2 separate regions of the Homo sapiens genome follow, and region 1 is linked to region 2. A link is an interaction called in ENCODE POLR2A ChIA-PET data of the cell type or tissue named here. Cell type or tissue: PC-3. All regions are shown on one strand. Each heading gives the region's core, and the rest is flanking DNA. Links, peaks and the distances in the headings are about the cores only.

Evidence for each region. Peaks named below come from ENCODE experiments on the same cell type or tissue, not always from the same donor. Only the 100,000 strongest peaks of a DNase experiment are listed, where the experiment ranks them.
Region 1: POLR2A ChIA-PET joins it to region 2 with 5 read pairs; 7 of 35 experiments call an interaction of 5 or more read pairs at or near these places.

What each region holds. Positions count from the first base shown.
Region 1 is chr17:74,138,742-74,144,122 of GRCh38, forward strand. No RefSeq gene overlaps it. Among named protein-coding and RNA genes, the nearest start is that of LINC02074, 29 kb to the left of the region's middle. In PC-3, for the core only: no CTCF peak of the experiment used is centred there; no DNase peak of the experiment used is centred there.
Region 2 is chr17:74,190,726-74,196,106 of GRCh38, forward strand. No RefSeq gene overlaps it. Among named protein-coding and RNA genes, the nearest start is that of RPL38, 10 kb to the right of the region's middle. In PC-3, for the core only: no CTCF peak of the experiment used is centred there; a DNase peak (open chromatin) is centred at 2,486; H3K27me3 peaks cover 1,400 bases.

The DNA of each region.
Region 1 (5,381 bases), core at 77-5,076, 52 kb before region 2:
TGGAGCAATACGTCCTATCTAAAATTGAGCACAGATAGAAAAAGAATAGAAAAAAAAGAGAACAACCAGAAAATAAGTGACCTGCAGAACAGTATTAATGTTCTAACCTATGTGTAATTGAAACTCCAAAAAATATATATATTTGCAGATATAATAATTGGCCAGGTGTCATGGCTCATGCCTGTAATCCCAACACTTTGGGAGGTTGAGGTGGGTGGATCACTTGAGGTCAGGAGTTCAAGACCAGCCTGGCCAACATGGTGAAACTCTGTCTCTACTAAAAATATAAAAAATTATCTGAGCACGGTGGTGCATGTCTGTAATCCCAGTTACTCAGGAGGCTGAGATAGGAGAATTGCTTGAACCCAGGAGGCCTCTGTGAGCTGAGATTGCACCACTGCACTCCAGCCTGGGTGACAGAGAGAGACTCCATCTAAAAAAAAAAAGAGAGAGAGAGAGAATAATCAAATTGTTTACAAATTGGATGAAAATGATAAACCCACAGATCCAGAAGCTCAGTAAACCCCAAACAGAATAAACATTAAAACACACACACACACCAAGGGGAAAAGACACATTTTGAAGAGGATTAAAGATAAGAATGACAGCAGACTCTTCAACAATTGTGCAAACCAGAAGACAGTGGAATGACATCTTTAAAGAAGGGAAAGAAAATAACTGTCAAACTAGTAATCTTTAGTTAGTGAAAATATATTTCAAAAGTAAAAGTAAAAAAAAAAGACTTTTTCAGACATACAAAAGCTGAGAGAACTCCTCACCAGCAGTTCTGAACTTTAAGAAATGTAATAGGAAGATATTCAGGCAGAAGGAAAGGGATATCAGATGGAAATCTGAATCTATACAAAGGAAGAATGTCAGAAATGGTTAATATGTGGATATCTATAATATCCATTTTTCAATCTCTTCAAAAGATAACTAGCTGCTTAAATCCACATAATAGTTCTACTTCTGGCCAAGATGGAGTAACAGAAAATGGATTTACTCTAAAATGCTAAATGGTACGACTGCTTTGGAAAGTTAAGAGGTTGGCCGGGCACGGTGGCTCACGCCTGTAATCCCAGCACTTTGGGAGGCCAAGGTGGGCGGATCACCTGAGGTCAGGAGTTCGAGACTAGCCTGACCAGCATGGTGAAACCCCATCTCTACTAAAAACACAAAATTAGCCAGGTATGGTGGTACATGCCTGTAATCCCACCTATTCGGGAGGCTGAGGCAGGAGAATTGCTTTAACCCAGGAGGCAGAGGTTGCAGTGAGCCAAGATTGTGCCATTGCACTACAGCCTGGGCAACAAGAGCAAAAAACTCCATCTCAAAAAAAAAAAAAAAAAAAAAAAAAAAGGTCAAACACATGCTCACAATATGACCCAGTGATTCTAATATCTTTTTCTACCAGATATAAAAGCATATGTCCACACAAAGACTTGTACATGAATGTCCGTAAGAGCTTTATTTATAATAGCCTCAAATTAGAAACAACCCAAATACCCATCAACAAGAGAATGGATAAACCATTTGTGGTGCAAAATGGGATTCTACACAGCAATAAAATGAACAAACTACTGATACATACAATAACATGGGTAAATTCAAAAGCATTATTCGTAGTGAAAGAGGCCAGACACAGAAGACTACAAGCTGCATAATTTATTTATGTGAAATTCTAGAAAAGGCAAAACTGTAGTGACAGAAAACAAACCAGTGGTTGGCATAGCAGTTGGAGTGGATTGACTAAAACAGCCACAAGGGAATTTTCTGGGGCGATGAGAATATTCTATACTTTGGATGTTGTGGTGGACCCATGAGTAACAACGTTAGTCAAAACCCAGTGAATCATAGACTGAAAATGGGTGAATTTTGTTGTATACAACTTGTATTTCAATAAAGTCATTTTTTAAAAACTGTGGGATGTCACCAAAGCAGTGATTGTTGAAAGATTTGTACCTTTAAATGCCCTTATTAGAAAAGAAGAAAGCTTTAAAAATCGAATATCTAGGTTTCTACTTTCGGAAGCTAGAAAAAGAAGAGAAAATTGAAACCAAGTAAGCAAAAGAAAGTAAATAAGAGAGAGGCTGGGCATGGTGGCTCATGCCTGTAATCCCAGCACTTTGAGAGTCTGAGGTGGATGGATCACCTGAGGTCAAGAGTTTGCCTGACCAACATGGTGAAACCCAGTCTCTACTAAAAATGTAAAATTAGTCGGACATGGTGGTGCATGCCTGTAATCCCAACTACTCAGGAGGCTGAGGCACGAGAATCGCTTTGCATGAGAATTGGAGGTTGCAGTGAGCCATTGCATTCCAGCCTGGAAAACAGAGCAAGACTCTATCTCAAAAAAAAAAAAAAAAAGAAAAGAAAAGAAACTAGATAAGAGCAGTAGTAAATGAAATAGAAAACAGACAAACCATGAAGAAATTTAACAAAGCTCAAAATATTCTTCCTTTAAAAGATTGATATAATTAATAAATTTTTTAACAAATGAAAATAAGAGAAAGCATAATTTACCAGTGAGTGAAAGAAGGGACAAATCCTACAAAAATGCAGAGGACAATAAAACAATATTATAAACAACATTATGCCAAAATACTTATCAACTTCTGTGAAAAGAACAAGTTCTTTGGAAAACACAAATTACCAAAGCGGACTGAAGGAAAAAAATAGAAAATGAGGATAGCTATATAACTATTTAAGTAATTAAAATCCTAATTAAAAAAAAAATCTTCCAGCAAAGAAAATGCTAGGCCCAGATAGCTTCACTGGTAATGGTATTAAACACTTAAAAAAGAAATAATACATAAAACTTACAAAAACCTTTTTCAGAAAATAGAGGGTAAGGGAATACTCCCAATTCATTTTATGGTACTCTGTACCAAAACCCTGGAAAATGATATTACAGACTAATACCCCTTATGAGCATAGCTTTAAAAAAAAAACTCTTAAGAAAATTAGCAAATCAAATCCAGCAATATATAAAATGTATAGCACATTTCATGCATATGAATGTATAAACTCAACCAAGTAGAGTTTATCTCAGGAATGCAAGGTTGGCTCAACACTGCAATTTCCAAGGAATGTAATTCAGTATATTAATGAATTAAAGGAGAATAAGCACAAGATCTCAAAGGATTCAGGAAAAGCAAACTAAGAATTGAAGGATAAATTATTCAAGCAAATAAAGGGCATATACAACAAAGCTATAGTTAATATCATACTTAATGGTGAAAGACTGAATGCTTTTCTCCTAAGATTGGGAAAAATGCAAAGATTTCTGCCTTTATCACTTCTACTTAAAATTAAACTGGAGTTCTAACCACAGCAATAAAATAAGGAAAAGAAATTAAAAGTATACTTATTGGGAGAGAAGTGAACTCTCTTTTTCACATATGACATGATTGGTTACATTAAAAAAAACTAATCTACTAAAGAAAAAGATCTACTAGAGCTAAAACGTTAATTTAATGAAACTGAAGGACAAAGGCCAAAATTAATTTTTATATATAATCAGCAAACAATTAGAAAATAAAATAGCAATAAATCCTATTAACAATGGCATCCAGAAATGTAAAATACTTAGTAATAAATCTAGCAAAACATTTGCAAGACCTCTACATTGATAATTACAAATGCAACTGAAAAAAATCTAAAAAGACCTAAATAAATGAAACAACATATCATGTTCATAGATTGGAAGGCTCTGTATTTTAAGATGTAATTCCTCCTCAGATTGATCTGTAGATTCAACATCCCTATCACAATCCCAGCAGGCATTTTGTAGAAAATAATGTGATTCTAAAATTTATCTGTTGGCTTTTAATGAGTCTTAACTCAGACTAAAATGTAAAGTCTCTATGTCAGCATGGTGTATGCTCTATTGGCCCTTCTTCCCCTCCCATTTTTTGTATTTAAATCAAGTTATGGTTTAAATGAGGAACAATCAATATATCTAATTCTTTCCTCTTCTCTGCATAAAATAAACTTGTGAACTAGAGTTCAGGAGCCCTTCACTAGGAGGGTGGAAAGCCTCATTAACTGCACCAATGAGGAAGAAGATGACTGCATGGACTGATAGGAAACCTCACAGAAGCCGCTGGGCAAGCCCTGGGCAGAGCTGCTTTTAAGGCACATTCTTCCCTTGCTGGTGCTGAGAATAAACAGGGAATGGTGCTGCATACGGTTTTTTTCAAAATAAAAGGAAATCTATATGAAGTACAAAGGACTTAGAATAGCCAAAACAATTTTGAAAAAGGGAGGAAATTGGAGGACTCATACTACCTGGTTTTAAGCCTTGCTATAAAGCTACAAGACAATATGTTATTGGTGTAAGGATAGACAAATAAATCAATGCAGTAGAATAGTGAGTCCAGAAATAGACTCACACATGTCAATTGATTTTTTAGAGGCACCAAGGCAATTTAAGGAAAAAATATCTGCAACAGTGCTAGAATGACTGGGTATTCATATAGAAAAAAATAAAATTTGAACTCCAACCTTATACCACAAATAAAATTAGTTTGAGAAGAATCACAGGCCTTAACATAAAAGATAAAACTGTTAATATGGTTTGTCTGTGTCCTCACCCAAATCTCATCTTGAATTGTAGTTCCCATAATCCTCATGTACTGTGGGAGGGACCCAGTGGGAGAAAATTGAATCATGGAGGCAGTTACCTACATGCTGTTTTCGTGATAATGAGTGAATTCTCACAAGATCTGATGGTTTATAAGGGGTTTTCCCCACTTCGCTCTGCACTTCTCCTTGCTGCTGGCATGTGAAGAAGAACATGTTTGCTTCCCCTTCTGTCGTGATTGTAAGTTTCCTGAGGCCTCCCCAGCCCTGCATAACTGTGAGTCAATTAAACCTCTTTCCTTTATAAATTATCCAGTCTCGGGTATGTCCTTATAGCAGTGTGAGAACCAACTGATACAACTATAAAGCTAAAATCAAAAGGACTAACAAGTGTTGACAAGAATGTGGACCAAATGGAACTCCATCCACTGCTGGTGGAGAGTGAAGTGGTGCAACCACTTTGGAAAACTATTAAACTTTTACCTATCCTATGGCTCAGCAACTGCACTTCCAGATATTGTCTTAGTCCATTCGAGTGGCTCTAACAAAATACCATAAACTGGGTAGCTTATAAACAGAAATTTATTTCTCACAATTCTGGAGGCTTGGGAGTCCCAGATCAAGGCACTGGCAGATTGTATCACTGGCTTCTTGGCCACAGACAGCACCTTGTTGCTGTCTTCTCACATGGGTCTCTCTTGGGCCTCTTATTAGGGGATAGGTATCATGAGGGCACCCTAATGATCTAGTCATGCCCCAAAGGCTCTACCTCCTAATACTAGGAGGTACTGCTAACA
Region 2 (5,381 bases), core at 259-5,258:
AGACTCTGCACTCAAGTTACTCAGAAGCTAGCAGGGAAAACAGCCAAGGAAATGTATCATTTTAGCACCATGGCATAGGCACTATGAGAATGTGCAGAAGTCATGTAAACACTGTGGCCCTCATCCATGTGGGGCTGTGTGCAAGGTTTGCAGGGGAAGGTGACACCCCATCTGAGTCTTGGTCAAACAAACTGGCTGGGAGCAAAAAGGAAAAAGCATTCCAGCCCACAGGACTTTGAAGAACAGTGCTGGCCCTGTCCGTGGTGCTGACCCACAGGCCCAGCCTGGAGCCCAGTTTCAAGCTGAGATCAAGCCAGTCCCTGTTTCTCCCACCAACCTACCCGCTCTAGGCTGGCACACAGGGGTGGGCTGGTGGGATGGAAGTGAGGTGGTATTTAGCTACATACTTCATTTTCATAATGACCTTCCCGTTTCTCCTCGCTTGTCAGTCTGTGACCATTAAATTCCTCATTAGCAAACGAGATTTGGATGAGCCCATTAAGATGAGGGATGGCCTCACAGTGCAGCTGCCTGGGGTGAGCTAGAACTCACCTTCTCCCTCCCTATTAGAAAACAATGCACCTCACATTCTGTGCACATTTCTCCAGGTCTACTACCTAGTCCACACAGGCCCCTTGGAGTTATTCAGAGGACCAGCTTAAGGGACGGCCAGGGCACAACAGAAAAGCAAACAGCAGGACAACTGTTTGCTCACACATATACCCAGAGCCACCCAATCAGGGTCTGGGCGTTTGCTGCTTCATGTTAAAGCTCAAATTCCCAAATGTGACGTTCAAACCCTTCCCAGTCCTCTCTCAGTCCACCTCTCCAGCCTCTTCTCCTATCCTCCCCAAGTGCCTCTGCATTTTGGCAATGACAGATGACCTGATGCTGTGGCATGCTGGAAGTGGTTCATACCAGCACCCAGCTTGTGAGAGCTGCTTTGTACATACTCAAAAGTTTTGCAAGGCAATTGGCAGCTTGAAATCAGCCGTGGTGAGAGTATTTACACCACAGGAATCAGCAAATGCCACAGTTAAGGTTTTCTGGCTTTTTTTTTTTTTTTTTTTTTTGGTCAGAAATCTGGATTTTAGGCCAGGCACGGTGGCTCACACCGTGCACTTTGGGAGGCCTAGGCGGGTGGACCACTTGGGGTCAGGAGTTCCAGACCAGCCTGGCCAACATGGTAAAACCCATCTCTATTAAAAATACAAAAAATTAGCCAGGCGTGATGGCAGGTACCTGTAATCCCAGCTACTCGGGAGACTGAGGCAGAATTGCTTGAACCCAGGAGGCAGAGGTTGCTGTGAGCCAAGATCGCGCCACTGCACTCCAGCCTGGGTGACAAGAGCAAGACTCCGTCACAAAAAAAAAAATAAAAAGAATGAAAGAAATCTGGATTTTAAACATTTGCCAACACACCCCTGTCTGCAGGCCTCTGAGCATGTCACGCCCTTGCATAGCCCCCTCGACCTTTAATGCTGTTCCCTCTGCCAGGTTCCACTCCTTCTTCCTGGAATGCCTCGCCAGTCCCTCTTCCCTGCCTGGTGAAAACCTAGACATTTGTTCAGGCCCCAGGGAGTCATCCAGCTCCCCATTCAGTGTTCCCACAGTGAAAGGGTCTTATGCCCTAGGCAGGACTTCTCGTCTTCTCTTCCACCTTAACCAGGACTTCTCATTCGCTTTCCATTTTGGGGACCACAGGTGAGCACCACCATGCCTGGGAAGGGAGCTAAAGGAAAAAGCAGAACTATGGGGGCAGGAAAGTTCACAATACCCCGGGGCAGAAAGTACAGCTGGTTTCATGGGGACAAAGAATATGTCCAGCAAGCAGCTGCCCTTTTTATTATTATTATTAGTATTATTATTATTATTTTGAGACAGAGTCTCACTCTGTCGCCCAGGCTCGGTTCAAGCGATTCTCCTGCCTCAGCTTCCCAAGTAGCTGGGATTACAGGCGTACGCCACCACGCCTGGCTAATTGTTGTATTTTTAGTAGAGACGGGGTTTCACCATGTTGGCCAGGCTGGTCTCAAACTCCTGGCCTCAGGTGATCCACCCACCTCGGCCTCCCAAAGTGCTGGGATTACAGGCATGAGCCACCGTGCCCAGCCACAGCTGCTCTTTTTCTAGGGCCACCTGCTCTCTGGATTCTGCATACAACACCCCTTATGGCTTCCCTCAAATAATCACCCTTTGCCCCTGGTTTGCATAAAATCTCAGGCCAATCAACCACAAACCAGAGCATCTCTGAGTCTCAGTCCCAACCCCAGGATTGTCCCAGGATAGTCTAATCATCTGAGGCCATCAGGCAGGGTGTGGAGCTGGGAAAACAGCCCATCTCCCAGGCTGGAGGGCAAACTCCATCAGCACAGGGAACATGTTTCTTCATCTCTAAGAGAAGATCATGTTCTAGCTAAGAGAAGGTGCTTAGTAAATATTTGCAGAATAAATGAGTCACCTCACAGTTTGGGTCCTGCTCCGACGAACACATGACCCAGCTGGTCCCTGGAGAAGGAGGCAAAGGCTTTGAGGCATTCAATAAGGCAACGCTGCACACTCAAGTCACGAGGCTTCCTTGCCCTCCAGTTACTAGCTGTGTGACCTTGGGTGAGTCACTTAACCTCTCTGTGCCTCAGAGGCCTCATCTATAAAATGAGGGTTTCAATTTTGCCTAACTTAGAGCCGTGGTGAGGATTACAGATGATCTTCCTGGAACAGCTGGAGTGGCTCCTGGCGCATAGTAGACACTCGACACAGCGGAAGCTGTTGTTCCCTGTTCTATGCTGAAACCACAGGACAGGGTCCCTCTCTGCTCCACCAGCAGGCTTCCTCCCCAGGTCTCATGTGACTCCAGCCAGCCACACACGCTGACCCTCTGCCAACCCAGCCAGACCTCTGTTCTCAGGGCGTTAAATGCAAGGGGAAGGCCACGTTGACAACCAACTGCAGCCACGCCTCCTCTGCCCTCCCCAGGAGCCTGGGCTGAAGACTTCATCTGCTGTAATTAACAAGCCAACTGCAGCTGTCTTGCTCCATTAATAGCAGATCAGCCTGTCGGGCGAGGGCTGACAGGGAGGTTGTGAACAGAAAGGTAAGAAGGAAGTGGGCCAGGCACGGTGGCTCACGCCTGTAATCCCAACACTTTGGGAGGCCAAGGCATTCGGATCACTTGAGGTCAGGAGTTAGAGACTAGCCTGGTCCATGTGGTGAAACCCCGTCCCTACTAAAAATACAAAAATTAGCCAGGCATGATGGTGGGCGCCTGTCATCCCAGCTACTCAGGAGGCTGAGGCAGGACGATCGCTTGAATCCGGGAGGTGGAGGTTGCAGTGAGCTGAGATTGCGCCACTGCACTCCGGCCTGGGTGACAGACCAACACTCCATCTCAAAAAAAAAAAAAAAAAAAAGAAAGACGTGGACAGGACCAGGGGCATGAAGCAGTGGCATCCAGCCTGCCTTTCCACCTCCACCCCTTCCCTTACCCCTTCTCCTCCCTCCACCCCTGAGGCTGACTTTCCAGAAGCCACAGGCTACAGGGAAGGGGAAAGATGACTGAGTGACGGGAACAGCCCAGACCCACCTCCAAAGTGCTCCTGACAGCAGGTGGGGGTTAGGAACAGAGCCATGGCTTGGAGGCCCAGACTGTGGAGAGCAGCCATGCCCTCTCCAGAAACCCTTCCTCCCCAAGACTCAGCCAGGCAGGAGACTGGTTAGGGGTAAGGGCCACTTCTACCTCCATTCCTCTTTTTCCAAAGATGTTGCGATTCCTGCGACATGGGAACACGCAGCTGCTGGTGAGGAAGAGGTGGCTTCTTACCACTTAGGTCAATGACAGCCACTTCCTCCCTTTTTAACAAGCAGGTACATCTCCTCCCCATCCCCCAGCATTGAGTCTAGATTCGCACAAATTGTTTTGTTACTGTTGCTTGCACACACCAGAGAAGAAAACAGAAGAAAGAAGGAACACAGTGACCCAGGCCCCACCTGTGCTGAGGGGCTGCTGGCCTCTGCGGGTGAGTTCCTGGTGTGTCTCCTTCCCCCAAATCCCTCCCGGGTCTGGCTGCTCTAAGCACGTGTGTGCTCACAGGCAGGTACTTGTGGGCTCGTCTCTGATGTATGCAGCACACAGACCCCTCGAGTCCCTGCTTCTAGCCAGGAGCCGTGTCTTTAATCTCCTCACCTTGGGAGGCATTGCAGCACTCTGGTAATTGCTTTTGGAAACATGGTCACCAGTTTAATTGGTAGAACTTGTCCTGGGCGGTGTAACACCACCAAGCAACCTCAGGCCTATCTGTTTCTCCAGATGCCTTGGCAGGCACGTGACTATACGTGCATGCAAGCTCACCTGTGCATTGGAAAGTATGTCTGGGCTCAGCTGTGCATTGGAGAGGAGTGTCTGGGCTCATCTGTGTGTTGTGCAGGCTAGCTAGAGTGTGTCTCCAACCTCAGCTAAAGGCATGGCCAAGATCTACGGGATAAGGGAGTGAAGGGCTCCTGAGAGCTAGTGGGACAGGATGGAAGAGCACCAGCCCAAGCCCTGGGGGACTTCTCTGCCTTGTGACCAGAAAGGGGAGAGGAGATCTCCCACAAAGCCATCCAGACACCACCTTTGATGGGCTCCTTGCACTGTGCTGGGGAGGGGGTGGGCTGTATATCTTGCTCTGTGCCCAAGGAAGACCGCCTTGAACCTGTTGAGCTCAGCCAATGGGGTGCCCAGGCAGAACACTGAGAGAAGGAAGGGAAGATCGTGAGCTCAGCGCATTCGTTTCCCTGAGAGGCGGCCACGGGCTGAGGGCATTGCTCGGCTGAAAGTCCCAGCCCCATCAAGCAGACCCCTCCTCACTGCAGCGCTGTCTTGGGTCTGGTGACCCCCTCCTCTCCTCCGTGGTAGTAACAGTCCCCGCTGACACTCGCTGGAGCTCCACACTCTCCTCTCTGGTGTCCTGCACCTGCCCATGCCTGCAAACAGACCTTTTATGAAAATTACCCTCAAAACACACAGTCTGGCTGTGCCTCCACTTCCTGCTAGGACCTCGAAGGATCCCTCAGGTGGGAGGCGAACAGCATTTGGGGGAGACAGCCCCTCCTCTCCTGATTGTTTCTTCTCTGGTTTCCTTCTCTGTTGGGCCCCCATGGACAGATGAGCCCAGGGTGAGGGTGGCACAAAGTTATCTCGGGGGGACAGGGACAGCCCTTCTGCCCCTCGAACATTTCCCTCCCAAGCCTCTGCACCAGCTCTCCCACACCCCAAGCCAGGCTGGCCAGCCCTAGGCAGGACACAGAGGGGACCCACGACCACTCAGGCCTCCTCACAAGGGCCGCTGGCCCACAGCTGGAAGGAGGGAGCAAAGTAGGAGGTCAGGCGCGTTGGCTCATGC